6 separate regions of the Mus musculus genome follow, and all the other regions are linked to region 3. The links are chromatin loops, found by intact Hi-C in ENCODE. Cell type or tissue: heart. All regions are shown on one strand.

Region 1 (4,000 bases), 53 kb before region 3:
CACACACACACAGACACACACACACACAGACACACACAGACACACACACACAGACACACACACACACACACACACACACACACACACACACACACACACAGAGGAACAGATGAGCCAGATGAGCAGATGAAAGGCCTAAATCCTTCAAAGGCCTTTCGTTGTGACTCCGTTGCAGGGAGGCCAAGCCAGGGCACATTCCTTGAACACACACAGCAAGCACACGCTCAGCATAAGCAGTTCAGTGACTTACTGCTGCCAACTTATCACGTCTTTCCTGAAATGCCTGTTTTCACCCTGCGTGCCTCTCAGAATAATGAAGACCATCTGTGAGGCAGCCATCCCATAAATAAGCTGTTTGATTCTGTTTACCACCAAAAGAAGCTACTTCAGCTCCCTGGAATTCTGCCAGATTCTGCAGTGTATTTCCAGGCTTTGGTTGGGTGTGCCACGCAGATTGCCTATGTGTTTTCTACACTAGATTTTAAACTCTCTGTCACTAGTCCAAAATTTAGTAAGGCATATATAATTCTTCAAAGAATAACATGCATACTATATTGCTCTGGGTATCAGCAGGAGTTTTTTAAAAATAATACAATATCATCCAAAATTCTCTCTGCATATCTGAGAGTACGAGAGTGGCTAAGACTTCCAGAGCCTGGTTTTAGGCCCAGGTGCCTCCTTAGGAGTGACCTAACTCCTGTGTGCCTGTTTCCCATCAGCTGTAAGATGAGAATGATTACAATGACAGTGCATCCCTTGTCCTTGAATCACTGTGTAGGTGCAGGTCTCAGCCTTGGTGCTATCTGACCTAACAGTCCTAGGAGGTATTTTGTTTCTATGACAACCGATATTGCTATCCTCTCTTCCAACCTAGCAGGCAACTGGTTTAAGAATTATTGGAACTGCTTCTCAGAACACAGATTCCTGGTCCTATTGGGCATGGTGGCCTGAGACGTAGCATGTCTTACCAGTTGTGGGCGATACTGGCCCCAGTGTGGCTAACCTTGTGAACAGCACTGGCCTGGCCAATGGCATCTTAGGACAGAAAGGAAAGCCTGTCCTCTTTACTGAGCATGCTAAGAGGGGTAGGCCGGAAAGAAGGCAAAAAGGAGGCCTGACTGTCACAGGGAGGTCAGAGGCCTTGGAAACTCAGTACCCTTCTCTGTGAGCTGAAGGGCAGGCCTGCTCTCGGGCTCTGCAGTTCTCTCTGCCTGCTGTACATCACCATCATCTCTAACAGGCCTGTCCCTGTACCCCTGTGGTTAGAAGAGGGGGTGCATTAACTTCCCAGGGGAACAGCCAGGGTCGCTTGCAATAGTCTTCCACCCTTACTTCTCTGCAGGCATTTTACATGAGACTTTGCAATGCCTCCTACTAATGGAACAGTATTTCCTGTCTTTTGGCTTCTGGTTTCCCCATGCGGTTTATTTATGCACCAAAAAAATGAGGCAGAGATGAGTGTCTATAGACTTTCAGAAGCCTTGCACTTCTTCCTTATTCTGTCCTGCCTCTGCCACCTGCTGGAAAAGAGTACACTCATTCCCAGTGAGGAGGAAACCAGCCGGAGCAGGACCAGCCCCAGTTGGCCCAAGGATAATGGACCAGCAGCTGGACATGTTAGAGTCCTAAGGGACCTTGGACCCAGCTAGCTGAAGCTTTGAAAGCTAAATCAAATAAATCAACTTAATGTTTTGATGATAGACATATATATATATATATATATATATATATATATATATATATACATATACATATATGCATGCCATTAGCTTCCTGTGCAGCTTCATGGGTGCCATTTCCTTCTATACTATAAATGGAACCTGCGGAGCCTGGAGGGTGAGGTCAGTGTGATGAGGATGTATCTGTACCTGGTAATTTTGAAGCTGAATAGGGGTACAAGCTCTCAGGATGTAGACCTGCATCTAAGAAGTTAACAGAGCCCTCACTGGTGGGAAGAGGAACTTAGAAGCATGGTGAAATATAGAGGCTTACTTACCCTGCAGGAACTCTTGGCCTCCCAGACTCAAGGTCATCTGGCGGCTCCCCTGGTCATATGTCACCCCAGCACATGTAGCATTGGCCTGAGTAGCAGAGGTATCCCTCCAGTCATTGATGTGGCAAAGCAGAATGTCAGGAGAACTGAGAAGTCCACAGATGGTGGGCCCTGCCAAAGGGAATAGGCCAGTGTGAGGGAAACCATGAGGGCCATGCACAGCTGTCCTTTACTCTGAGAGCCTGGGCTGCCTGAGGATGGGACAGGGACACTGGGGCACCAAAGCCTGCTTTCAACTCACTTTTCAAAGATAGCCTTAGCCGTCCTCTTATGTGGCACTAATGTACTACACAGGGAGGATTGTGGACATGTTCAGTTGCTGGCACCAGCTGTGGACTTTGTCATGTTGTCACATGAGGGTTGAGATGCTATTGGGGAGTTAATGTCCACAATGAGCACACAGAAGACTCTGCAGTACAGCCTGGCTCAAGAGTCCAGGCCTCATTAGATATCCTCATATCACGGACTGTGAGACTGAGACACTACAAAAGGAGAAGTGGGTTTTTCTAGTGTCTGAGCAATAGTGAAAGGGTGGAGGCAGCAGCCGCTGCGTTGAGGAGCAGATTGAGCTGGCTGTAGAACCGCAGAGCAGTCTGGGTACAATAAAAATGTGGGAGCTCAAAAGAAGTCTGAGCACCATGGTTTATGTGAGAGAAAAAGTGATCAAGAGTGTAAGGGGGAAAGGAAAAACCAGGCAGGAGGGGAGGGAGAGAAGGAGGGAAGTAGGGAGAGAGGGGGGAATAGTAACATATTTAATTCAGAATTGGTGCCCTTGACCCTGACCCCCAGATAAGAAGCCACACATTTTCCTCATGTTTCTAAGATAGGGACCAGTTACTTGCTAATCACATCCTTTAGTTTCAGTGACACTTATGTAAACCTTAAGGCATGGGAGTTCCTTAGAGTCCCTCTTTCCAGTAGCCTCCACTACAATGCAGGTTTGGACCCTCAGGAGTTATCACTAACTACTCCTCATTGAAAATATAACCCATCCATTGGGATTTAGAGGAAGGTAGTCAGAGGAGGCTAGAGGCAGCTGCAGCTTTTGTGAGGGATGGCTAGGAGGGGTAAGGGAAAGGAGGAATTTTAAAGAAACTAAAGGTTTTGAATGCTGTGGTAAATAAAGGGTGTAACAGGATTTTGTCCCCAGATCTCAGCAAGTCCAGCCAAAGCCCCCTGAATTAAAACTCCTAACTACCCCCTGTACCAGATGAGTTGGGAAGGACAGCCAGATGTTTTTAGCCATGTCACAAGGGCCCAAATTCTGACACTGCATGTGAGGGTAGGGGTGGGTAAGTGCTGGGCAATTCACTGATGACAAGTTAGACTTGGAAGGAATAGAAAGCAGGCTGCCAACCACAGTGTTGTGGAAAGAAGGGCTTGGAAGGCTCACTGCCCCCATGGAACAAAATGATCCTTCATATATGATCCCAGGGAAAATGAAGTCAGTGTTTCCATGGAAGCATCACATGGTCTGCTGAGTAACACAGCATCTGGAGAAACAGTCGCGCCCGCAGAATATATGTTTAGTTCAAGGAGGCATCCTGTCTCTGAAGACAGACTTTCTAAACTTGGGTATGGAGAAAGACATGTGTTGATGCACAAGCGAGGGACAGTTGATAATTTGCCCATCTAAATACTAATAGGAACCCACACTGTATACGGCTGAAACCAAAAGGATGATTAAGAATCAAGTTGTTCTAACCATCTTTTAACTAAACAATCTCATTCTGGGGTAGAGGATGTAGCTTCATTGGTACAGTGCTTGCTTTGCATACATAAAGCCCAGGTTCAATCCCTAATACCACATAAACCTGGCATGATGGAACATGTCTATAATAATAGCACTGAAGAGGCAGAAAGAGGAAGGTTACAAGTTTAAAGCCATCCTTGGGTACATAGTAAATTCTAACAGGATAAGAAAGATAGTGTTTCAATAAAAACAAC
Region 2 (4,000 bases), 1.6 Mb before region 3:
ATTTCTACCTGGTGATCCCTGATGCTGTTTTGTTCTAGTAGTTTCTGAATTGCATATGCCTTTTGTTTCCCCCCAGTGTGTGTGCATATGTATGTATGCATATGTGTCTCATTTGCCCATATATCTATGCATGCATTTTTGCTGTGTGTGTGAGTGTATGGATATGTATTTGCACAAACATTTACGCTTTACATGTGTGTATCTCAGGGGACTGAGCATGCAAGTGAGGAAGCAGGCAGTAGTGTTAGCTAGCCAGCTAGACTTAAGGGTCTAACTGCTGCCTGCTGTCTTCAGCATCAGGACTTTGCTAACCTGCAGTGTCTCCATCTCCTACTTGATTGCTCCCTCAGTAACCTCCCTAACATCCTTGTAGGGTCCGTGGTGGCAGGTGTAGTTATTACATCCAAGGTGAGTCTCTGTGTATTCAGAGAGGGGAATGTGGCTCAGTACACCTCAGTGCCTGTAGCCCAGAAACTACCCTACAGCAGAACGGACGTCACTCAGACAGAAACGAGAGACTCTTACCATCTCTTCAGTGGCAGATAAAATGTAAGTCTCTAAATCTCTTCAGGTCTAATTTCTCATCTGAACGATGACTAGCTCAAGCTGTTGGTTGGACATGCTTGGAAGTAGAAGCTGGTCTTTGGTTAGCCATATCCAAAGCCTGTGAAAACCATGCCAAAGCAAGGCGAGCTTTGACAGACAAGACACCAGCCTCCCCTGCCCACAGATAACCCCCGAGGTACCATGCCAGCCCAGTCCTGTTGATGCCTCAACAAATGCACACCTTTAATGTGTGGGATTACCAGGCATCTCAGAAAACGCTGATGCACACACCAACCTCTACAGCTCACAAAGTTAACGGCTTTATTAAATGCCAGGGAGAAATCCCAGAGGCGTTTCTCTGCTGAATTTGAATTAACAAAATAAAATGAGGAATGTACAATATCAGCTATAATTATGGCTGGGCCAACAGTGGCATTATAATTTTATGCATACACATTTCTTCCATGGTAAAATTTGACATGAAAATTTTAAAGTTATTTTTAAGCACTCTCAAAGTGAGAGCCCTGTGCAATGAAGTAAATTTACACGGAATAGGGTAATCACTGAAAAAAGAAAATGTGGCCCTTTCCATGGGAAACACGACAAACACTAACAGAGACAGGAATGGTCCCTGAACCCAGCAGACCTGTGGGAACATGGCATCATGAGGCTTCGATGCAGAAATCAATAGTGCAGTCCATCAGAAAATGGTGGAGACCACGACCCATAACTCACCTGATGCCCCTGAGCAGCAAGTTTCTGCCACGATTCCCACGCTGAAAGTAGAAGCAGCAGAAGTTTCATTGCCTGTTTGAGAGGGCAAGGGTACTGCCCCAGATGGCAGCAGAGTGCTCCCAAGTGCCCAAGTGGCTTTCTGGCTTTGCTCATCTTCCTTCTGAAGTAATCACTGTTCCATTGCTGGGAAGATACCATGACTAAGGCAACTCTTATGAAAGAAAGCATTTAGCTGGTTCTTGCTTACAATTTTGTTACAATAGGTTTAGTCTATTATCATTATGGTGGCATGTAGGCAGGCCCTGGAGCAGTAGATGAGAGCTACATCCAGAAGGAAGAGAGAGAACTTGGCCTGGCATGTTCTTTTGAAACCCCAAAGCCCAGCCCAAGTGACAAACTCCCTTCAACAAGGCCACACCTCTTAATCCTTCTCAATCTTTCAAATAGTGCCATCCTGCTGCCTAAGCACTCAAATATCTGAGCCTGTGGGCACCATTCTTATTCAAACCCCCACACTATCCCTCACATCAGTGCACATGGGCGCCAGTGCTGAACTTCCTGCTTAGCATTATTGCTGCTCTGCAGAATGGTGCTTTATAGCCTTCAGGCCGATTAAGAATAGGCCAGGCAGTGACTGGTTATGAGGAAAGTCTGTTCAGAGTTGACTCTGGCCTGACTCACCTGCCAGGGTTGACCAGGTGCCCCTGCGCTGCCCTGCCAGGACAAGTCCATCTGGCTGTGGATTTGATTGTGCCTTTGGATTGAGTTCCTACTGTGTGCCCACCTGCTGAGTGACCCAGTAATACCTTCCATGGCCTAGTCTTCTCATTGTCAGGTGGACACAAATGCCTCTCTTTGATGAGGTAAATGTGAAGGCTAATAAGTAGGGTCATAGGTCGAACAGTATCTGGCAAAGTCAGTGTGGTAGCTTTGTTTCAAATTTTGTTGTATTGCCACAGATGACCACCAGAGGGTGATGTTAGCACATATATTTGCGAAAAGTTATCCACCTGGAATGGTGGTTCACTGTTGCCTGGTTTTGAGCTGTCCCTAAGCTGTGTGGTGGGCGGAGATTAGTAAGTATATATGATTAGGGTAAATCCGCATCAAGTTATTTCCTGTTAGCAAGTAGTACTACACAGGGAACACAGCTCCTGTCTACTGTCTCTCCTAAGTTCTAATTATTCCTTTGATTATAATGCTGGTTAGGTTGGGGACAGCAAGACTCACATTTCCTCTCAGCACCCACTATGAGAAGAGCACGCTGACACCACAGGTCGGCTGATGTGGCAGGCAACTTGGAAGGCTTTGTTGAAGCTTTGGTGGTGTTATTATTTCGATGGGAGATCCTTGGCAGCTGGTTAACACCTCTCAGCCCCAGGCTTCTCTTCTGTAAGTGGGGATGGTGATGGTGGCGATGATTATGGTGATAGTGGGGATGATGGTGATATTGCTGCTGCAGCTGCTAGTATTGATTGTCATGAGGGTGATAATGATGGTGATGATGGTGGTGGTGGTGATAGCACCACCAATTTGGCTACTTCCCAGGACATCAGTGATGATGAAGTTAGTCACCGATGTGAAGCAGTATGTGGATATTATTTACTGTTGGAGGTAGCATAGATCTTATTCTGCAGCCAGGCTGGCAGGGAAGGTTGGGATGGCACTCGGGCTGTGGAATCTTGATGCATTGTTCTTGTGGAAGGTACATGGACAGTTGTAAAACACTGAACTCTGGGTAGGTAGGTCTTCTACCTACCCAAGTCCTCTACTTCCCCAGGTCTTCTAGTCATCTGGCTGTCTATTCACCTGAGTCCTCTACTCACTTAGGTCAACACTGACCTGGCCTACACATTGCAGCACTGGAATCTGCCGCCTGGAGGCTAGGCAGTCTGCACTTACCATGCCCAGAGTGTCTACTTGTGATACACATACGTTGTATGTCTGAAGTATATTTTCTCATTTAATCCAAAGCTGAGTTGACTTTGCAACTGGGAAATCAGTCTCCTCCTTTTTCCATTTGGGTCCTCTTATCAGTCTTGCCTGTCCCTGTGAGAGAAAGACAGGAAAAGACCCTTATGGAGCTCCACCTAGCTCTCTTCCACCAGGGCAACGTTTACATCCTTTGATTTGTCACTGCGTTCAGAACTGAACTTGGTCTAAACGCCTTTGTCAGTCTGGTGCCCAGCACTTCTAGGAATGCAGAGCTGTTAGGGACGTTGACGTCCACCTCAGGAAACACACTGTTGTTTTGTTTCATTGTCCATCTCCTCAGACACCAACTCAAGTGTGTATGTATGTGTATGTATGCATGCGTTTCTGTATGTGTACATGGATGTGTATATGTGTATAGATGTGTGTTTGCGTGTATATGTATTTCTTTGTATGTATGTATATTTCTGTATGTGTGCTTGCATGTGATTTGCACATTTGTGTATGTATGGATATATGTATGTATGTATGTGTTTGTATATGTGTGTATATTTGTGTTGTATATGTGTGTATGTGCACATGTGTGTCTGGATGTGCCTGTATGTATGTACATATGTATGCGTATCTGTGTTCACATATGTTTGTGCTTGTACACTTGCCTGTGCAAGTGCATAGGGAAGTTAGAAGTTGCCATCAGTATGCAGAGGTTCTTTTTTTTTTCTCAGAATTATTTATATTTGTATGTGAGTACACTGTAGCTGTCTTTAGATACACCAGTAGAGGGCAT
Region 3 (4,000 bases):
ATTTCAGGGATTGGCTCCTCAGGAAATAAAGCTCTAACCTAGCTGAGCTGACAGATGTCAAAGGTCAGAATCTACATAAGCAGCATTATGCAATGGGTCCAGCCATAGCCATTCTTTAGACATTACAAATTGTCATCACCTACAAAGTTCATGCAACACATATAATAACAATGCAAACAGCAACAACATGTTAAATATGTTTGTGATTTTTGTAGGGTCATATCTTTTGCTAAGCTAGATGCAGCCCCTGGGCCATAGGTTGGATATGCCTGGAATAATACTCTAGTAGTTCCTAAAGTCGCTGCTGTCGTAGCTGTGCTGGTCTGACAGCACAGATGAAAGCTACCTAGAGAATGAGTCTGATGGCATGACCTGTCTTCCACTTGCCACATAGCAAGGTGGGCACCTCTTTCAGCCGGCAACGGCACCATACAAGCAAGCAGAAGCTTCAACAGTGTGCAGCAGATGAAAGCTGGCTAAGCTGTGTCTTCTTTCACACCCATAGCAACCTAGCAAGGATGTAGAACTCCAGTGCAGTTTCTGCCTTAGGCACCAGAGTCAAAGAATAACACTTGATCCCTTCACATTGCCAGAAGTGTGGCTGATTACCTGTCTCAGCCAGCTCCCGCCCCTGGCTGTCAGCACAGTAACAGTACCCAGACACTTCAGGGAACCTGCCCCGGAAGGAACTGAAGGTCACAAATGCATCTGGAAACCTGTCAGAGAGGAAGATGCGTGGTCACTGTTTCATAAAATACAAGTCATCTTCAATTGAAGCCAGTGTAGCAGAGTCCTCAGCTGCATGTTCAGCTCTTTCCAGCTCTGGTTTTACTTAGCCAAAGCAAGGCTAGACCATGCTTAGCTGTCACCTACCAACTAGCCATATTGCTTGTCCGTTATTGCAGGCTGTGGATTTGTGTGGAAATTAGTGCTATCATAAGCAAAAGTAGAAACGAAAACATCTGTCTTGTCCCCACATATAGGGGCTATATAATTTTTAAAAGTTCTCTAGGCAGTGGTGGCACACACCTTAAGTGGAGGCAGAGGCAGAGGCGGAATTCTGTGAGTTTGAGGCCAGCCTGGTCTATAAAGCCAGTCTGCAGATAGCACAAATCATCGCACTGCATATTAAGACCTCACAGGGGATTGGGAAGGACTGACTGCCCCTGGGTCCCCGGATCTCTAAGACCCCTGGAAATAAGTCTGCAAAGCTTTCCCTCCCAAGTACATTTTCAACCATCTACTCGGAAAGGAGTCATCCCTGACTCTACTCTTCTGCTCTTCTAGACATTTCTTCTCCACATTCCAAAGTTCTGTGTGATAGACATGCCTCCAATACAGCTCCACCTCCTAAGTGCTATCCCCTCCTCTATGTGGAGCCACTGTCATCTCCCTCAGAACTTGGAACTCAGGGTGCAACCCCACGACCCACGCTGCCCTTTCCTAGCCCAGGTAACCCTTTCTAAAGTGCAGGCATCTGGTGGTGTTTATGCAATGCCCTACCAACGCGAATCCTCACTCTACATCCAGGCCTTCAAATATTTGAGGCAATGTCAAGGACATACAGAACAAAATTGCGCAGCTGAAGCCCAGCTGCAACCGGCTGTCCCGTACTATATCTGTCAACCTGGGTAATCTGGACCTATTCCATGTGCATTTCACAGCTCCTTCCACTGGTTCAAAGGAGTCACTGGACCTGGGGCAGCCAGATCTACATAGTAACAGAAAATTCCTGATTACCCCTGGGCTTTTGATAATCAACCACCCAATCGTTCCCATGACCTTTCTAGGGCAGAATTTGTTCAAAGATGAGAGAGAGAGAGAGAGAGAGAGAGAGAGAGAGAGAGAGAGAGAGAGAGAGAGAGAGAGAGAGAGAGAGAGAGATTGGGATCCTATTTCAGAATTGAGTGCTTTTGTTTGCATTAGCAATGAATACTTGATTCTCAACATTTATTTAACTAGACTGCCCTCTTGTGGCATTAACTGTGAACTGAGCCTCAATCTCAATTTGCCCCCCTGTAAAGGTCTTTGATGCATCCATCAAATCTCTAAACTGGGGTTGTAAACTTAGGGTGTGGAAGACTCTGTGCCTTATGCTGTGTGAAAAGAGAAATGAATCAAATGAAACAAACAAGCAACAATTTTTTAGACACCTCTAAAGCCTACCATGCTTCCCAGGGTGAGCTCTTTAAAGTCTTCCAAACTACACTTTCTAATTATGTCTGTATTAAAGCTGAAATCTCTAAAACTCCTTGGATACAGTTAGCATTCAGTTGGATGTGAACTGAAGATGCCTGGATTGCACAGAGTAGAGGAGCATTTGGTGATTCGGGCTGCCTGATGGTCCGTGCTCCCAGTTAAGTTAATCTGTAGTCGCCAGGTGGTGGGGGGAATCTAACCTACATGTTCTAAAACTGGGTGAAGCACGAGAATTCCTTGCAGATGATCACGTTGGGATGATACATATTCTCAGTGGTTTCATAAGTGAAGTCTCAGGAGAGCTTAATCTTGGCCTAGTAAATAGAGCACAAACTTCCATTTCCCAGCAGAGAACACTGAAGAGGCTCTGGGAAGATAAATGACCAGGTCACCTTGCAAAGTAGTGGCAGATGAAGACTGCAGGTGGCAGAGGCAAAGGCTATGGGGCAGGATTGTACTGGGAACAGACAAAATTGGCAGGAGTGGGATAGCCAAACTCCCAGGGACCTAGGACACAGGAGGGTTTGGTACAAAGCAGGTAGCTAAAGACTGGCTTCTTGACCACATAAACAAATTCATACACCTCTAGCCTCAGTATTTATAGCCATACTCTGCATTTTGTGTTTAGGTTGAATGTATGAGATCACTGATACTGAGCTCTGTGAAAACCTTTCAGGATATGATCTAATGAAAACGCCAGGCTTCTAAGGTATTATGCAACTCAGATCAAGTTTGTCTGTGGGACCAGCACTTGGGGCATGGTCTGTGACCCTTCTGGCACAACACATGGGAACATTCTTTCTCACTCAGAAACTGGCTGTTCTGGAAGGCAGCCACATGGAGGCTCAGGTTCTCCCAAAGAATCCACAGCAGTGTTCATACAAGCTAGTGCTCTCTCACTCTCTCGCTCTCTCTCTCTCTCCCCCCCCCCCGTCTCTCTCTCCAAAATGATCTAATGTCATTTAAAGGCTGCATGGCCCTTCACAATCATTGGGTACTCTAGGGTAGCCAAATATCATTTTGGGTCAAAGTATATAGATATTTCTTTTATATTTGTTATTTAAACAGTAAAGTCCTTAAAAAATGCACACAATATTGAACTTACAGAAGTGCATGCATATCATCACACCATGCTTTTTAATAGGTTCTTTCCCCTTTGACAGGATTCTCTTTCTGTCCACTCTTCCACTGCAGCCCCTATCTCCAAGTGGCCCTCAACAACTGCGCTGTCCTTCACATTAATCTCTGCTTTTGGTTTTACCCAGACCTAGCGTACTCATCTGATCATAGGATCACATGTTCATCTGATCATAGGATCACATGTTCATCTGATCATAGGATCACATGTTCATCTGATCATAGGATCACATGTGTGTACATATAAAAAACCTTTTTGCTACCTTTTTAAAAAATAACTAAATTCTACCCTTGCACTGCCCATTTGGTTTGGATTAGTATGACAGACTTTGGAACCCTGTTCAAGGCAACTTATCCAGCTTTGGTGCCTTATTTGAGCAGCTATACAAATGTTTATGGTATATTACTTTTAATCAGCTGTTCTCCCTGTTTGATGAGTGGTCACTTTTCTCCTCAGCTCTCTGCTAGGATGGAGAACAACACAGCCAATACCCAGATATGTAGTTCTCTGCACTCTCGTGTTTTCATTGCTTGATGGGCTGGTGAGGCACAGAGTACACTTATGTGGTGGTTTGAGAGAGAATGGCTCCCATAGGCTCATAGATTTGATCACCAGGGAATGGCATTATTAAAGGATTAGGAGAAGTGGCCTTGTTGGAGGAAG
Region 4 (4,000 bases), 760 kb before region 3:
AAAAAAAAAAAGAACTATAACCTGGGTAAACCAAAATAAACCCTTTTCCAAAAGAGTTGCTCTTTGTTGGTATAATGTATCATAGCAACAGAAATGAAATTAGAAAAATGCTAGTGAAGAAAAAAATAACAGGGTGAATACAGAGACCTCAAGAAAATGTCCTGAGGACATTGTTCTCATAATCTATAATCCTTCTAAAAGCATAAGAAAAGCACTTAAAAACACAGTATGACTTTTAAAGGCATTCAATTAGGTGATCAATTATATTAAGATATAAAATATATGATAATGAGACTGTGCATCTCAGACACAATCAAAGGAGTTATATTTTCTTATCACCCCTAGAATTTCAGTTCTTATTTTCATGCCAAAACTGTTTACTAGTGAACATGGAGGTGACCCATTTCTTTTACTAATTTACACTTATCTAATTCCCTAGTAACTAATAGTCACTCATTTATTCAGTGGACATTGACAGGGGTCTACAGTAACACATGCCAAACAGAATATTTTTTCATCAGATAGCAGAGTGTCCAGGATATGCAATTATGAGGAAGATCAAAGAGTGCACAGTGTCAGCAGATCATCTGCTGGGTGGAAACAGACCTGCATCATCAACCATTATAACTACACTCATGGTGACTGTGAACTTTGAAGGAGGGATTACTTGGGTGATATTAGTGACAGTAGACTTGGCATTATGGTTAACCATAGGCTCCATTTTTTCCTGACCATATGAGTTGGCCACTAGTCACCAGGTAGGTCAGAGATGTCTGCCTTTGGGCATCACTAGAAAGATCAAAAGGCATTCTAGTAGGGACTTCTTTGCAATGTAAGTTCAGAGTCAGGGCCGAGAGCCAGTGGAAGTGAAGCAGGAGAGCAGCTGTCACTATTCTCCAGAGTCCATTAGGAATAAAGTAAATACTTTTTGAAGAAATGAACACACCATGTGTTTTGTGGACTAGGTGGCCAGAATGGAGGTCAGTGGTCCCCTTTGAACCCCACCTATCCCTGCTGGACTCATTCATGCTCTGATTCCACATGCACCAAAATTCCTTTCTTCAGTCTTGCTATCTGTCAACTTCCACAAATCTCATGGAAATCACATCAAGATGTATATATGTATATTTAAAATGCATGCATATGTGCATGAATGCATATATAGGGTTAAAGCAATATATCATTTTAAGTTTTAGTCCAGAACACTGTGATCAAAACTGCTTTTCCCCTCAGATTGAGAATTAATAAATAAGAATAACCATAAAATAGCTAAAATTAAAAAAAAATCATTGGGGTTGGTTTGATATTCCTTCAGAAGGACGAAACAGAAAAATCCCAAAAGCTAGGTATCTTTTCTGAAGAGTTATTGTTTAAAAGCTGACCTCATGTTTTGTAGAGTTTGGTGCTGTAGCTTGTAAACACCTAATGCATCTAATAGTCATCACTTTTGACACAAAAGAGAAGACTCACCTTAAAGGTTTTGTTTGATACCATGAGTCCTCATTCTGTGGAATTTGGTTTTTCTTTTTACTACCTAGCACCAGGCCTTGCACTGGCAATTATACAGTGATTTTTCACAAGGTCCAGTAGGTGGCGCAAGAGAGCAGGCACTCTGGCCAGTGGCTACAGTGAGGCTTTGGACAAGTTGGAAGCTGACACCTGAATGTTAACTGTCCTCCTCAATTAGGTCAGTCACACATCCATTCAAAGCACATATTACTTCTGTAGTCCTGGCTTGAGGTTTGGGCAGATACACTGACTCTCCGAGTCTCAAAGAACAAGGCCTGACTAGAATTTACTACCTATACAAACATCTTAAAGTTCCATTCTTTTAAGGGACTATGGAGGACGGGTAGATCTTGTTAGGTAAGGGAAATGGAATGGTTATGGATGGATAGGGGGGAAGGATGGAACCAGAGAATCAACTTGGGAGGGGGAGGAGAGAGGGAGACAAAGGAGGGATTATGGGAAAGACAGGGGGACCATTTGAAGGGAAACCTATTATAGTAGAAGCCTCCTAAAATATGTGCATATATGAAGACAATGTAAATAAAATATCCAAGTAACAGGGAGAGAGACCCCCAAGTGAAGATCTCCTGTCACTCAATGAAGCTCCCAGTACTATGATTGGCTTACATCTAATTGAGTTGTTGGTTAAAAGGTTTCCATGAGAACCTGCACACAACCCAGGCTGTTGCCAAGAGAAGTTGGCTCTCCACAAACTGACAGCTAAAGACAACACCAATACAACTCGGGGAACATGAAGTTGAGTTGGTGTCTAACACACAGCCTTAATCCCTATGTTCTGGCATCTTTGCTGCAGTACAGTAGTACTCTGTACACTACCAAAAGAGACACAGAAACACAAACCCAGCCACAAGTGCTTTGATCTACAATACTGTTGTGCCTATGAGATATGTTAGGGCAATGGTGGCAGAAAGTTTCTGGGAGTAACAAGCCAACATCTAATTTGACTGATTCCATCAGATGGAACCCTTACCAATACTGCTTAGGTGATTAAGAACCTGAAATACACACACACACACACACACACACACACACACACACATGCGCACGGGCACGCAAAAATGTTCATTGCAATGAGGCATTGGTCATTGGTCTGTTTCAAGGCCTCTGGCTTCTGCTACATCATCAATACTGTACCCTCACTGAGACTCCTCTTGGATATCCTGTCGTTACCCTGTGTCACGGAGAACCTGCAGCTTTGGCTCTGCAGGACTGGTCCCTTCATGAGCTCCAGCATTTTATGGATGGAGTCGATATCTGAATAGGCCAACTCAAAGCCCTGGATCTGGGCCTGGGTGGTAGCTGAATTGCTCTTCTATACTTGCACCACCAATGCCAGCTTTCCAGCCCAGGTGAGAGGAGGGTCTCCTTCTGTGCATCTATGGACATCCACATGGCCCCAAGCAGCAGCCTAGAGCAGAGAGGTTCCAATGGCTTTAAGAAGTAACATGGGCCATGAGTATCAACTCAGACCTCTACTGATGCAGAGTCATGGACCCATACTCTGTGGCAGCATGGGCCTGAACATCACCATGGCCTCTGGCAACAAGGACAGGATACTCACATCAGGCTGTTTCTCACTATTCTCGTGTCTCCACTTTAGTCTTTCTTCATAGTGAACAAACAGCTCCTCTTGTCTTTCTCTTTCACCTCTTCACCGTGTACTTGACCATTGTATTGGTGACTGACCATGTCACATGGAGATAGTTACTCTTAAGCTGAGGTTGACCTGGGAGTTTATTATGTAGCCCAATCTGGCCTAGAACGCTTAAGGATCTTCCCATCTCAATGTCCCACATTACAATCATGATCTACCAAACCTACTTATGTTAGAACTTGTCTAGTCACTCACTCACTCACTCACTCACTCACTCACTCACTCATTCATTCATTCATTCATCCACTCATTCACTACTTGTTTATTCAAAATATAAGTGTTCCGGATACTGGCACAGGTAAGTTGCAATCAGTGGCTTCATTTAATTATGTATCCAGCACCAACTACATGTAGATCTCTGCTGACTCATGTGCCCATTTCATGGAGAAAAGGCTACAGAAACCATAATCAGTTTATCACATCTCATCTAGTGAGTGAAAGCCTTGTGCCTGGGCTTCAGTCTTTGTGGCAGCTATGACTGAGGAGGTCTCCTTCCCATAGCATCTTTGACTGCAGACAGCGCTTTTCTAGAACCAATGATGGTTTACTTAGCAAATGCATTCATCACTAGGTATAACCTCTCAGGCTATGATAATGGGATGTTTTGAGAGCCAATTCCTCCGTAGATTCTGGCTGCAGCTCCAGTTCAGTTACTAATCATTGTCTGTTTTGTACAGACCCTGGCCAAGCTGTGGATGCACCACCTGGCAGATTCACACAATGGTCAGATAGGTCAACACAAGATGAGGTTTACCTCATCAACATGAGATGATGTCCTCAAAGGCATCAGCCAGGAGCTGAGCCTCTCAAGAAATA
Region 5 (4,000 bases), 220 kb before region 3:
TGGTGAACCTTGGACTCAGAATACAAATTGTAAGTCTGTAGACATCCCCGTGGAAGCAACAGGCATGCAGGCAAGCCCAATAGCTGGCAAAGCTTAGCCTCACAAGATCTGGGAGCAGGGCCCTGGGTGCACTGAGAGGATGGGAGGAATTTCCTGGTGACTCAAAGGGAGGAGCAGCCCCGTGTGCACTTTAAGGTGACATAGAATTTCCCAGAAGCACCTTGCTTGGGAGGAACATTGTCTTAGAGCATTACAAGCCCTTTTCTGCACCCATACTTTTCTTGGGATTCTGTCCTTTCTGTCCCTACAGGATCCCTGCCCTCTTCTAAGAGAGCCCTGGCTGTCACAACACAAGCAGTCAATGCGCCTACCCCAAACTAGACAGATGCATCTGTGCAGACACAGTACCCTGGGACCCTGTAGTATCCTTAAGAAGGAAGAAAAGAGAAAAATAAACCATCAAGTAAGGAGAAGGCTGAGTAGGAAGGACTGAGAAAGGAAAAGAGAAATAAGAATAAAAGCTCCTTGGTCCTTCCAAATTGACGTGGTTCACATAAAACTCCTTTTACAATGTGCTTCTGGCACTGAATTCTGCAGATGCCACAGTGTTAACAGGATGACAAGAAGAGAGTGGCGTGCCCAAGATGCCTCCCAAACCGCATGCACAGCACACGCTCAGTGAGAGCTGGCCTGCCCAGCTACATGGCTGCAGGCCTGCCTGTCTGTCTCTGCTCACTCTGAGACCTTCAATCCCTGCTCAGGAATCGTTAGAAGCACAGCCCAGCAGAACTCCCTGGATTTTCTTCCCCACCAGAATCACCTTGACAGTCCTAGTACACTGATGCCCAGCGTTGTCTCCAGAGAGCCATTCATAGGCTGCTGGAGGGGATACAGGGCATCAAGGCTCTTCTAGATAGTTCTGAAGGCAGCAACCATCAACACAGAGGCCCTGATCACACTTGGACTCTGGATTCTTCTAGACAGGCACGAGTCGGCCTGTAGTGCTTGTGATTCTTAAGAGGGTAGGAACAATGACTTGAGAACACTGGATGGAGGACAGGGTCAGAACAGAGCCTCGGGTCATCTTTCTGCTTTAACATTCTTTACGCCTAGTATGAAGTACCTCCAAGTGTCCTACAGAGAGCTACCAGACATGGCTTTGGGACATATCTTTCTTTCACCCCTCAGGGCAAAATGCTGTTAAGTGATGATTTGAAATTCATCTTAGCCCTTGAGAGTTTGTTAAAGTACCTGAAAACAGAGAAAAAGAAAGGCATAGCTTGCTAGCAATGTCCCTAAGATTCCCATACTTCTGGACAAAAGGAACAATATGGGTAAGCAGGGTAAAGTATTTTTTGATCCCTGCTGTCAAACTTACAGGAATGCTAAAGCTGATTGAAATTGAGAAGAAAAGTCTATCACTGTAGGGAAGCTCATAAATGCTTGTAGCAGCATTGTGGGAAAGCCTGCATATGCGTTTGTACCAGTGCCATGGGAAAGCCTGCATACGCATCTGTAATATGCTGTTTACAGGTGAGCAGTGGCTAAGGGTGGGACAGCATGGTCCAGCGCTCTAGATGAACCCAGAAACTAAGTGATCCTTGGGGCTTCACACAGTACGATCACACCATTTTAAAAAAGGTACTCACTAGGAACATAGGATCAGAATAGAGGACCTTGCCTGGGTGGAGAGAACCCTTTAGGTCACCCAGTGATGGGTGACATGCTAGTCTCTTTTCTCAGGGCATGAGTGTCGAGAGGACACAGGGAAGTGGGGGGATCTCATGTGACACCCTTACCACTGCCAGGGCTGGGCAATGGGGACTGTAGTTCTATCAGAACTCTCATCCTCATTTTAGAAAGGGTGGCAGTGGCCCGTCATCAACCTAATGAGAGGCACTAGTGTTATTTCCATACCCAGTGGAAGAAACAAAGACTCAGAGCTGAAGCAACATGTTGGTCTAAGTGCCCACCAGTCCTTCTGACTCTGGGGTCCCTCCACAGTGGTTGTCATTGCTAGCTGCACCATACATACCCTCATCCACCCATGTTCATTTATTTATTCTCCCATCTTCCCACCATACCTACACACTACGTCTCTACCAGGTACCTTGTCCCTTAAGAGGCAAAGCATGGGCCACTGCAGGATTGCATCACAACAGAGATGATCCCTAATTCCAAAGGGCCCCGGAAGAGGAGAGAATGGCTGGATCTAGAACTCCAGAAAGGGGAAATCACCTGAGTGCCCACAGGTGTGAGAACAGACTTGGGCAATGCTCAGGGAACAGTAGTGAGTGGTGTGGGTGGGGAAAGCCTGGCTGAAGCCTTTGGGCGACTGTGCTTAGATGCTCCACCAGAGGTCAGTGTCGAGGCAGAAATGGTAGATCACCCCCTAATGTCTGGGGATGCTGAGGAGTCTCTGGGCCTAGAAGCAGCTGCTGAAAAGAGAGGCTCTGTGGGAGATAGGAGATAGGGTAGGTCTGGGCCCAGGCAGTGGCTTGCACCACAGGAACCTAGGGGTCCCACTGTTTTGCTGCCATATTTCTGGTCCAAAGGACCATGCCAGGGAAGGTGCCACTTTTTCAGTGCCTCCTGGGAACTTCAGGACACCAGGTCCCCTAGACTACTGTATGGGAGGATCTTAGCTCTCAGCCTTGCAGACCTGGGCCAGGCATGCGTGGGAGACCCTTTCACTTTACAACACAGCATTGGATTCCCCCCTCCCCCAGGCTTTGTTCAAGAGGATTTTCAGGGAGTGAAGTTGCCCCGAATTTTCACTCTAGCTGGCTAGAGGGTAAGAACAAGGGCCGTGGAAGACTGCAGTTTTCTACCCATCCATTTTACTGCATTTGGGGAGTCACTGGCTGGACAAGGCAATTTTGTATGGAGAGGATAAAAGGGGCAAGAGTTGAGGATCTTTCCAAACGATAAGCACTAATTTAATCATTCCTCCAATGTACAAAGAGGCAAGACAGGGTAGACAGGACTGTGATCCTAGCCCCCGAGAGGCAGAGACAGAAGGATCATGAGTTCTGGGCTATCAGCATGCCATCTCAAAGGGAAAGGACAGTGCACTTAGAGCCTCTACTAACCTCCAGGTACAACGGTACATGATTGGTACCAGCTCTAGGCCCTTCCTCCTAAGGAGACGAGAGTGTGAAAAAGACCAAGGGCTGGAGTTATAGCAGCCACATCCTGGCTACACCCATCTCAGGGTTTCTATGTAGGGTAAAAATGGTTTCAGTACTTTCAGAGAATTTTAATAAAACCACAATAAGGCAGGGTAATGAGCTTAATCTTAGTACTTGGGAGGCAGAGGCAGGTGGATCTCTGAGATGGAGGCCAGCCTGGTCTACAGAGTAGTACCAGGTCAGCCAGGGCTATACAAAGAAACTCTACTTTGAAAAATCCAAAATAATAATACTAATATTATAATAATTCACTGTCATTCTTCATATTTCTTTCTATGCCTACCAATAATGTACATTACATAACATATAACATATACTATATTATGTATAATTACATATTTTATAATGAATATATATACAACTCATGATATAATTAAATTATATGTGCTTACATTAACTTATATTGTGCTTACAAGTTTATATATGTAACTTAACATATATAAACTTGAAATATAATGATTGTGAGACAAATATTCAAATGAGATTTTGAATCTCCTAAGGTTGAAACAATGACACCGTCCCCTCCATGACCAGCCTTCATCATCACCTGTACTTTGTTGACCTTGTTACTTTTTTGTTGTCTAGACACATGTACACACACACACACACACACACACACACACACACTCACACACATACACACGTACACACGTACATGCACATGCACGCACAAGCGCACACACAGAAATGTAGGAACTCGTAGGCACCCAGTGTTTTCACAGAGATTCTTAATGTGTCTGTGAAATGGGAGAGAGTTCTAGAAACTGCAACCTACATACAATTATGATGGCAACACAACGAGTTGCTGT
Region 6 (4,000 bases), 420 kb before region 3:
CAGTGGATTTTGAAATCATTAAAGAGCTAGCACAAGTCCCTTGATACACAGGTATGACTGTGTCCTCAGAGGCCCATCCCTTACTACATAGTAGTGGACTTTAGAGGCCCAGCACCCGCACGCTGGGAGAGCTAAGCAGGGGTTGCTGGGGAGGCATTGGCCTCTGCTTCAGCCTCTCGTACTCACCACGGGTATCCCTGAGGATGTGGTTGAGGTACTCCTACCACCATAGGACTTTCTCCTCACTTCCCACCCCTCAGGTCCTACACGGGGACTGTCCAGGGCCCGAGCCAGAAGGTAAAGTGAATCCGCTGCCACGTGCATTACTAAATTATGTCGCCCTAGTTCTCAGTTACCTCACAGAGACCGGCTGTTGCTGGTTCTCACATCTAGAATCTTGCAAACTTTCAGCTTCAGTACTGCAGACTAAGGTGGACAGACACACACACACATAGACACACACACATGTGCACATATACACACACATGTGCACACATATACATATCCAAACACATACACACAATACACACACTCACATTCCTATACACACTCACACATATACACAAATACATACACACACACACACACACACACACACTCACATATACATACACACAATACACACACAAACACACACACACACACGAAACTAAATGAACACTTCAGATGGTCAAGATGACAAAAGGGACCATCCATAGCTCCTTGCAATGCTAAGCCTTACACTCTAATCTATAGCAGAAGAGAACATACTTAACTTCCACTGTTTGCTGATTTAGCTTCTCCATCACTTCAACTGGTCCCTGAAGCAGGTCTAGGATTTATGTCTGAGATGTTTTGTCACAGGAGTAGAGCCTGATCAGGTGAGTCTGGATCACAACTGCCTATAGGTGAAGGAGTGATCTGAGGAGAGACAACTGTGCAAGAAATAGAAGAAAGAGCTAGAGAGGCCACCAGTCCCCAGGGATATACATGAACGCAGTGGGACATGGAGGACCACTGTACAAGCTGAGTCAAACCACATCGACCCACCTGCAGTTCACCAGCACAGGGAAACACAGGCAGCCAAGTGGTGGGGTCAGGCTATTGAGGCCAAGCAGTTGGGTTGCATACAGCACAAAGATAGTGCCAGAATCTCTCATGGGGGAAAATGATGGTGGAGTCCTTTTCTGGATGGTGTCATTGGACAACAGAAAGGATGGGAAAGTGACAAAGGTCAGGGCTGTGGGTGCTCTGGACACTGCAGGTGTGGTCCACAATCAGGGAGTCAAGCCATTTCTCTCCGGTCCTCTTCCACTTAGCATAGGTGTATTCCTTGCCCATGGCAGACCTAAAACAAAAGATCTTGGTTTCTTCTTTGAGCTCTCAAGTCAGGGTTCCATGAATACTATTGAAATGGAAAGTTCCATGGGCTAAGGGCTTCTCAGCCTTAAGCTCCTAGGTGCAGCCTCCTCTCGTGGCCTCCTTGGCTGCCTCTGGACTCTGAGACACACTCTTCCTCCATACTTTCCAGCATTTGGACTAGCTTTGTGAAAGCATTGCCCCAAGCAAGAAGCTCAAGTTGACTGGGTCTACTCATGGATGAAGAGTTTCTTCCCTGCAGGAGGAGCTCTGGTTGGAACAAGGGTACCCATGGGTCCTTGGAATCGGTGATCAAAGCCTGCATCCTCTATAGATGGACCTCTATAGAGTAAAAGGGATGCCACAGTTTGTGCCACGAGAAAATGCAGGCTTAGTATATTCTTCATCTAACAGAAGACTATCAAGGGCAATGGGTACTGCAAATGGCTGTGGGCAAGAATAGGACTCTGCCAGGAGAAGGTTGGAAGCCATGGTAACAGATAACCAGACAGCAGTAACGCTCATAAAAAAAAAAGTATTGCTTTTGGCCTCATATGTATTAATTTGATGAGGCATAGCATCTTGAGGAAAAGAAGCAGACTCAGGCAGACATGTAGTGCGTCAGAGGGTAGAGCTAGCAAACACATCAAAAGTGAGGTCTCGGTCACTGTGTCCTGAACACTGATCATGACATTTGGTACCTGGGGGATGAGAACTCTAGGTGGTGTTCCTAGCACAAGAATTCTAGACATGAGCCCTACACAGTGGTTTGAGCCAGGAAAGCAAAACCAGCCCATGGCTGCCCAGTTTCTTCTGACCCCGTCCTTGGCTTAACGGTGCTAGCTGGAGTGTTCATGGGTGGTGGCCACCAGAGGGTGCAACAGAGCCATCTTAGTCAAGATCTCATGTCTGTTTAGCTGAAAAGCAGAAGCTTTTGAAAAGGCACACACCTGTGAACAAAGTCAGACCTTTAGAGGACTTTGCTATAGACACGAGCAAGCCCAACACCTTTCCAATAAGATCGCTGTCTCTGTCACTCACCTGAGTAAACCAGTCAAGAAAACAGGCCCAAAAGGGGACAGCCAAAGTCCCCAGCCAGTGTGGACAGGATAATAAATGTTCTCTTCCCACGGTTCACATGAAACCCAGGTCCACTGGAAACCTAGGACCTGAAACTTGTTCTTGGTTATCTATTATTTCTGAACTGTATGCCTATGAGAGAGCTTGATCTGAATCATGGTTTATTAATCTGTAAGAGGGTATTAAATGACATGGTAGACATGAAAAATTGTGCCAGCCATTTTCTGAGATTTTCTATGTGTCTAACATGTATTATGTTCCTCCTGAAATTCTCCCAAGAGACTGAGGTGGCAGTGGTATCTGCACCATACCTATGACTATAATGCTATATGCCTGTGGTCACCCTGTTCATAACTCCTCAGCCAAGAACAAAGACCAGAGCTGATTGTATATCTGTCAGGCCAGAGTAGGCTAATGCTGCAAAAACAAATAAGCTTCAAGTCCCACTAATGGAGAACAAGGCTAGTTTCTTTTAGGAGCAGTTTCAGGGATTTTGTGCTTTCCTTCATGTAGTGACCCAGCCAGTCATGAAAGACATTATTACCAACTTCACCTCCTTCAGCACATAGCCTTCAAGGTCACTGTACAGGAAACTGGTAATGCCTCATAAGCTCTCAAATGTCTCCAGTTAGATCTGATACCCACCACTTCCATATAGGTCCATTGACCAGCAGGAGTTTCATTGCCCAAACAACATCATAATGGGAAAATGAATGGTGGGATAAAAGTTCCAGAATCCTCGAGGGCAACCGGCCACCTCTGCCAAAATCTCTCCTTGATGTCAGAGATCCTGTCCTAGACTTAGAGCCAATTCGTGACAGCTCACCAGGTCTGCTCTGGTCAACCCTGGTTGATCAGAAGGCTTAAAAGATGCAAGCAGTAGGACGGGCTATAGAGAGGCAACCCAGGGGACAGGATGCCCAGCATCAGAGAATAGAGAATGAGGCTGCTCACCCCAGTTGCAGTTGTGTGCAAGCAAAGGCAGAGAGGGCTTGGTGGAGATGCTTGAACATCAGGGAGAATACAATGGAAAGATTGCAGATTGGCCAGAAATCCAAGCTATGCTCATTCCCAGGGACTTCAGGGTGGGTGCTTCTGTGTGCTGACTTTAGTTCCTAAAGTACACACTGGAAGGCTTGAGTACGATGTTTGTATCTCAAGGTTCCATCCAACCATGCCATTCCACTCTCAGAGGTCCTAGAAAGGCAGAGACACTGAACGTGGTTTTTCTTCTGAATGCCCAGCATCTAGCAAAGTACCAGGTACCTGGTTGGCAGGTGTATCAGAATCATGTTGGTTGCCAATAATACTAGATAGGATGGATGTTAACCTGTACTTAGAGCATAAACATTCCAGCCAGGCCTCTGGGTTCCCCTCACCTGCTTCTCACATGCCTCAGGACAGGCAGCCTCACTGACATACACATTTTACACAAATCTAGCATTCCAAGAGATGAGTCGTACTGCCCAGAGCCACACAGCTCAGCTCAGCAGCAGCGGACCTCAATGGGAACCAGGCACTCAGACTCTGAGCCTACGCTGTCTGCCCCTCTCCTGCCACGGTACCCTGGAATAGCTAAATG

The links. Peaks named below come from ENCODE experiments on the same cell type or tissue, not always from the same donor. Only the 100,000 strongest peaks of a DNase experiment are listed, where the experiment ranks them.
Region 1: a loop joins it to region 3, with 2.3 times the contacts of the local background. A loop is called at or near these places in 10 of 42 quality-filtered maps.
Region 2: a loop joins it to region 3, with 2.4 times the contacts of the local background. A loop is called at or near these places in 7 of 42 quality-filtered maps.
Region 4: it touches region 3 in a loop (2.4-fold over the local background); 9 of 42 quality-filtered maps call a loop at or near these places.
Region 5: a loop joins it to region 3, with 9 times the contacts of the local background. A loop is called at or near these places in 41 of 42 quality-filtered maps.
Region 6: a loop joins it to region 3, with 4 times the contacts of the local background. A loop is called at or near these places in 41 of 42 quality-filtered maps.

What each region holds. Positions count from the first base shown.
Region 1 is chr15:66,727,680-66,731,679 of GRCm38, reverse strand. Tg (thyroglobulin) reads right to left here. Exons shown (of 48, transcript NM_009375.2): 27 at 1,997-2,164. Among named protein-coding and RNA genes, the nearest start is that of Tg, 59 kb to the right of the region's middle. In heart, a CTCF peak has its summit at 1,519 (motif pointing left); no DNase peak of the experiment used is centred here; H3K27ac peaks cover 2,903 bases.
Region 2 is chr15:68,237,556-68,241,555 of GRCm38, reverse strand. The region is part of intron 1 of Zfat (zinc finger and AT hook domain containing); the gene reads left to right. Among named protein-coding and RNA genes, the nearest start is that of Zfat, 19 kb to the left of the region's middle. In heart, CTCF peaks have their summits at 2,232 (motif pointing right) and 3,982 (motif pointing right); no DNase peak of the experiment used is centred here.
Region 3 is chr15:66,674,748-66,678,747 of GRCm38, reverse strand. Tg (thyroglobulin) reads right to left here. Exons shown (of 48, transcript NM_009375.2): 6 at 610-716. Among named protein-coding and RNA genes, the nearest start is that of Tg, 6.0 kb to the right of the region's middle. In heart, a CTCF peak has its summit at 2,001 (motif pointing left); DNase peaks (open chromatin) are centred at 627 and 3,027; H3K27ac peaks cover 1,707 bases.
Region 4 is chr15:67,432,090-67,436,089 of GRCm38, reverse strand. No RefSeq gene overlaps it. Among named protein-coding and RNA genes, the nearest start is that of 1700012I11Rik, 210 kb to the right of the region's middle. In heart, a CTCF peak has its summit at 1,586 (motif pointing right); no DNase peak of the experiment used is centred here.
Region 5 is chr15:66,898,229-66,902,228 of GRCm38, reverse strand. All of the region lies in intron 1 of Ccn4 (cellular communication network factor 4), which reads right to left. Among named protein-coding and RNA genes, the nearest start is that of Ccn4, 8.9 kb to the right of the region's middle. In heart, CTCF peaks have their summits at 2,145 and 2,345 (motif pointing right); a DNase peak (open chromatin) is centred at 2,358; H3K27ac peaks cover 1,390 bases.
Region 6 is chr15:67,097,238-67,101,237 of GRCm38, reverse strand. No RefSeq gene overlaps it. Among named protein-coding and RNA genes, the nearest start is that of Gm31342, 60 kb to the right of the region's middle. In heart, a CTCF peak has its summit at 2,198 (motif pointing right); a DNase peak (open chromatin) is centred at 2,187; H3K27ac peaks cover 217 bases.